Regions from separate parts of the Homo sapiens genome. Here region 2 is linked to region 1. The links are chromatin contacts, found by Hi-C or POLR2A ChIA-PET in ENCODE. All regions are on one chromosome and are shown on one strand. The core of a region is the stretch at or near the end of the contact, and the rest is flanking DNA. Distances in the headings are between cores, read along the strand shown. Region 1 has its middle 4.4 kb from the start of TRG-GCC2-2. Region 2 holds the start of TANK (TRAF family member associated NFKB activator).

Region 1 (2,700 bases), core at 179-2,678:
CAGCTACTTGGGAGACTAAGGTTGGAGGGTTGCTTGAGCCTGGGAGTTTGAGGCTGGCTGCAGTGAGCTATACTGTGCCACTGCACTCCAGCCTTTGCAACAGAGCAAGACCATGTCTCTAAAAAACATACAACAACAACAAAATTAGCCTTTAAACTTAGTTTGAGCAGTATTTTGCTAGAATCTTAACACAAATTGAGAAACAGTTTTACCCCAAACATGGTAAACTTAGATAACTCATTACCCAGGATGTGATATAGACTAATAATATTAAAGTTTAAGAAAAGTTTAGGCCAAGTGTGGTGCCTCACCCCTATAATCCCAGCACTTTGGGAGGCCGAGGTGAGTGGATCACCTGGGGTCAGAAGTTCAAGACCAGCCTGGCCAATGTGTGAAACCCCGTCTCTATTAAAAATACCAAAAAAAAAAAAAAAAAAAAAAAAGCTGGGCATGGTGGTGCGGCTGTAATCCCACTATTCAGGAGGCTGAGGCAGGAGAATCCCTTGAACCCAGGAGGCAGAGATTGCGATGAGCCAAGATTGTGCCATTGCACTCCAGCCTAGGGAACAGAGTGAGACTCCGTCTCCAAAAAAAAAAAAAAGAAACATTTACATTTAGAGAAATTCGTCGATGATGATAACACTACAAGGAGACAACAAAAACCATGAGAAAATTTTTAGGACACATTCCCAGCTTGTTGGAATAAGGTAAACTCTGTTGCAAAGAAGGTTCGGAGCATTTGAAGGAATATTCAGGCAACAGTGTGACAGAGAAGTAGAAAGAGGAGAAACTAAAAATAGAGAAATCCATTCAAGAGGTAGTTAGAATAGGAGTAGAGAGGTGACGAGGTCCTGAACCAAGGCCACAGCTCTAGCATGAGGTGCATGGCAAGACAGAAGGAGGAAGAAAAATTACTCTAGGAATCTACCTTACGTGCTTGATAGACTTGGGGTGTAGTGTAGAAAAGTAAGGAAGAGAAAATACTGGAAGGAAAGGGGTGGTGTAAAGCGCTCATTTTTGGAAATTCTGACTTTGAAGTAAGTAGGAAGAGGTGCCTGCTAGGTGGTTAGATCAACCCCAGGAGAAATCAAGGCTACAGAAGTGGATTTGGAAGTCAATCACCTGATGGGTGAAATGCAAAAATGTGGAAATGGAGAATATCACACAGAGAAAAGAGTGCTGAGGACGCAGCCTTAGGGAATGACAAGAATTGAGGAGCCAAAGTTGGAGAAACAGGACAGTGGCATCTGTGGAGGCAGGCAGAGCCCCACTTCTTTTGCTAATTCTGAATAATAAAACATGACAAACACATATGTCACAGTGTTTCATAGATATACTGTGTAGTAATCCTGTTTCACATCGGGAATGCTGTAGTAGGCAGTGATTTCATTATCCACGTGATCAAGCTTGAAGAGATCAGAGGATGACCAACAGTGCCTTCTGGGTGGTGCACACTAACACTTCCCCTGGTCTGCTCTGTTCCCATGCTCAGATAAGAAGCTCCCATTGAAGCTGGTAGAGAGAAGGAAAGCACTTGAGCACTGTGAAGTGTTACACAATCTTCTCTTTTAGGCAAGCCTGGCCATTGTGACACCCAGTGCGACAGGCAGGGGTTGTAAGTTGCATCATAGCACCTTGGAGCACTTGCTCAAGGTACCAAGTTCCTAGCTGGTGTTAGCTCATCATAGAAAAGTGGCCAGGCTTATATCATCTGAAGAAAGTAAACAGTTCAGAAACAGAAATAGTTCATATAATACAAAGTCACCAAAGCAATGCCTTTTTTTTTTTTTTCACCTGTGAGTGATCGTATTGATTTAATACACACAGCTTATTTCTGTCCCAGGTTACAAACTAGCCCTAGGGAAACGGTGGAGCCAGTCATTTGGATTGCCCTTTACTGGCTGGGAATTAAATCATTACTTATTCCATTTTAGAATCACAAGTAGTACCCTAAGGCCTACTTTCCTAAGGATTAAAATCAAGGCATGGAAGTGAAGAATCCAGGTGTAATTCTCAGATGCATGCAGATGTTGAGAATGCAGCAATTTTTCCTGGAAAGCTGTCACTGCAAAATCATCCTGCTCACGATATGCTCATTCCTAGTTCTCAAGCATATCCAATTAGTCAACAAGCCTGATTTCTCCTTTTAAAATGGCACTGACTCTTATTCTCCCTCCTCATGCCAATCTCTCCTACACAGTGCAGACAATTATCAGCTCACTCCCTGGGCTACCCAGGAAACCTCAGATTTCCTCTGCCATCCTGCATGCTGCTACCAATTGCATTTTTTCCTTTCCCTCCCCTACTTCTCTCTCTCCCTCCTTTTCTTTCTTCCTTCCTTAATTTTGGAAAATTCAGTCATTTCTTTATTCCAAAATTGAATTAATTTTAAATCCATACAGAGTCCTCATGGTGGAGGAAATGTGAGTGGGAATTCTTTACCTTTCTCTTGACTCTCATCTCTGGGTGAAGCATTTATTCAACTACTTCAGAGCTGTGCCGCTTGGCAGAAATAGCTTTCACTTCCCTTCCTAAAGCTCTTTCTTCTTCTTCTTCCCAAGTTATTTGGGTCTTTTAAAATATATGTTTTTTTCATAAGAAACCCACATGTATGGTGCAAAATTCAAAAGGTATGAGAGAGTATTCATTGAAAAGTATGCCTAGCCTGGCACAGTGGCTCAGCCTGTAATCCCAGCACTT
Region 2 (2,700 bases), core at 31-2,530, 4.8 Mb after region 1:
ACTAAACATTCTCTTACCTTATGATCCAGCAATCATACTACTTGGTATTTATCCAAAGGAGATGAAAACTTATGTCCGCACAAAAAAACCTGCACACAGATATTTATAACAGCTTTTTTTCATCACACTGGGGTGAGGGATGTTGATAATGGGGAAGGGCTATGCTTGTGTCGGGGCAGAAAGTATATGGAAAATCTCTGGACATTCCTTTCCATTTTGCTGTGAATCTAAAACTGCCCTCAAAAAAAGTTTAAATAATTTTTTTAAAGCAGTACTGTATTGTGATGTTTAACTCAATTACTTATTACAAGAAAACTATTCAACTGGTCAAAACGTTATATATAAGAAGTTTCTGTTTGTTAAAAACATTGTTTCAAATATATTTAGGCTTTGACTTTTAAAAGTATACAGCAACATTCAAGATAACTAGACAGAATGCACTGCAACTTGGCAGGTTTTTAAATCCTTGGACTTACTGGCCTAAGGAAAGATGTGTAAACATCCATGATTCAGAAATACAGGGAGAAATTGGGGCAGCCAGACCTCATCCTCTTGCCCTAAAGGGAAAAGATATCTTTCTTGCGGTATCTAAGATATGAATCTTAGATAATATTCATGCATGGCTAGGAATTGGAATAATGGGAAAGTCTTAATTCATGGGAAATTTTCTAATAAAGTTCCACCTCCATTTCCAGCCATTCCTCTTTAACAAATACATTTAGTGAAAAATACTACCAGTTGGGGAGAAACCAAATGGGTATGTGTATATGTAGTGTTTCTCAGAGTGTGGACTTTAACCACGTTTAATTACATAAATTTACGAGGATCTGTTGAAAATGCAGGTTCCTGGGCTTCACTCCAGTTGCTCTGAAATGAAAGCTGTAGGAGTCGGTTGGTGAAACTACATTTTGTTTCTCAGGTGATTCTTGTGTACTCTAACTCATATATAGGGTGATGTTATTTATTTACTGGTTATTTATTTACCGGTTATTTATCGTTTGGCAAAAAAATCCAGCAAAGACTCACAAGTGACCTTTACACTTGACATAGGATTCTCTTCCGCTGCTGACGCTTTTTTTTTCTAAGAGGCGGGGACTTGGCTGGGCAGGGCTGGGGGAGGGCGCTAGGCGGGGCGGGCAGGGGCGGGGCAGAAGAGCCCTGGGCTGGGTGGGGCAGGGCGGAAGGGCCCTGGCCTTGTTGGGTGGAGGTGAAGAGTTAATGGCTCCGCGCGCAGGCACTGCCCTCTGAACTGGAACAAAATGCAACTTCCGGTTGGAGTCACTCGGCCAGGCGCCGGCGACCTGAGGGGAGAGGGAACGCAGCTGAAAGCGTGAACTGTGTGAGTAAGAAACTTTGTGAATTGGTGTGTCCGAATCCGTCAAGCACGACGTCGGAGAATTTGTATGCGTGAGCGAGAGGGACGCGCTGACAGTAGGGGCGCCGCAGGGAGAGAAGCCGAGGAGCAGCGGAGACAACCAATTTGCAGTTTGGGGAGGGATTTTGTGCGGGAGAAACCACGCGAGTCCTTCCCCCGGAGCGGACTCCTTGTGGGTTGGTTTCCGGGCCCGCGATGTCAGCATAGCATCGTCGGCCTCTGCCCCAACGGCTTCAAGGGAGGGACTCGTCCCGGCTGCTTTGCCCGGGAAATGGGGGTGGAAGGGCCTGCGGTGTCGAGGTGAGCAGTGGACCCTCCAGGAACATTCCCGACTTCCCTTCGGGAGAGAGACTGCCTCCTAGAATCAAGTAGTATCGTGGTTACTCTTTCGAAAACTTAATTGGTTCTTTCTGTTGTTTTCCCAAGGTGGTTGCACAATTCCCCTCTGCCTTCCTGTGGGGTGTCATCATAGCCTGGTCAATGAGAAGTTGGGTAACTTCCCAGAGGGTCACGGAGGGAGTGGGTGGCCAAGGCAGGAAGAACAGAAGCCAACCCCGCCCACAGTGGGAACCCAGGCGTTAGGTAGAGTCCTCACGCCGGTGTAAACTGACTAGCAACGAGTTACAGGCAAAAAAGCTGTGCTTTTCTAGAAGTAGAAAGGGGGAGGATAATCAAAGAAGAGCTGTGCCTTTATTGTTATGCTATAACGAGCAAAAGTAAAGCAGCCTTGCTATGTAAAGTGGTGTTTATCTCACCTCACAGGAGATGCTTTTGACAAGTTATAATAAGGGAGAGATGGTAGTAAAGGAAGTGAAGAAGCGACGTGAAATTGAAGGAAAAGAAAATGACCTGCCTTCTTACCGCGGTTGGAATACACACCCAAACGAGAGGTAGCAGAGAAGCAAGCAGTGCATTCTGTTAAAAATTATTGTGTCCTCATTTGAGAGAGGAGGGATCCTCAAATAATACAACTATGTGCAAAGCAGGAAGTGAAATCCTTCTCAGTCCTCTCCCCAGTTGTAATCCAAGCCTTCCACATCTTTCCTGTATGTGCATAACCATGTTATTTTGCTTTCTTATGAAAATGAGATTATGCATACTGTTCGATAATCTGTTTCAGATTAAATATATATATATGGTGAAAGTCTTGCCATATGTAGCTCTATTTTATTGTAATGTTGGCGTGGTACTGCATTGTGTAGATGTACCAAATTATAGTTAACTGTCACTTACTATGTCCTGTCCGTATATATTGCCCAGTATTCTTCAAAATTATCTGTTTCTCATTAGACTACAGATTTCATTAATCCTTTGTGAAATATATG

Evidence for each region. A loop is a pair of places that touch in the nucleus more often than their neighbours do. ChIA-PET counts read pairs that join two places held with the same protein, here RNA polymerase II (POLR2A). Pooled maps may share reads with other maps.
Region 2: a map of naive thymus-derived CD4-positive, alpha-beta T cell shows a loop between it and region 1 (5-fold over the local background). The contact joins the promoter of TANK here to the enhancer-like site in region 1. A Hi-C loop is called at or near these places in 1 of 168 maps with a recorded cell type or tissue (naive thymus-derived CD4-positive, alpha-beta T cell) and 6 of 50 pooled maps. POLR2A ChIA-PET finds 5 or more read pairs at or near these places in 1 of 52 experiments (T-cell).

What each region holds. Positions count from the first base shown.
Region 1 is chr2:156,404,268-156,406,967 of GRCh38, forward strand. It overlaps a transcript of GPD2 not described here. Among named protein-coding and RNA genes, the nearest start is that of TRG-GCC2-2, 4.4 kb to the left of the region's middle. Within about 2 kb of position 1,429, at least 4 of the 41 ENCODE cell types and tissues checked have a DNase peak (open chromatin) inside an H3K27ac peak, as active enhancers do.
Region 2 is chr2:161,159,148-161,161,847 of GRCh38, forward strand. TANK (TRAF family member associated NFKB activator) reads left to right here and starts at 1,281. Exons shown (of 8, transcript NM_001199135.3): 1 at 1,281-1,339. It overlaps TANK-AS1 (TANK antisense RNA 1), which reads right to left and starts at 1,143. Exons shown (of 3, transcript NR_187173.1): 1 at 985-1,143; 2 at 18-89. RefSeq lists an enhancer at 991-1,754.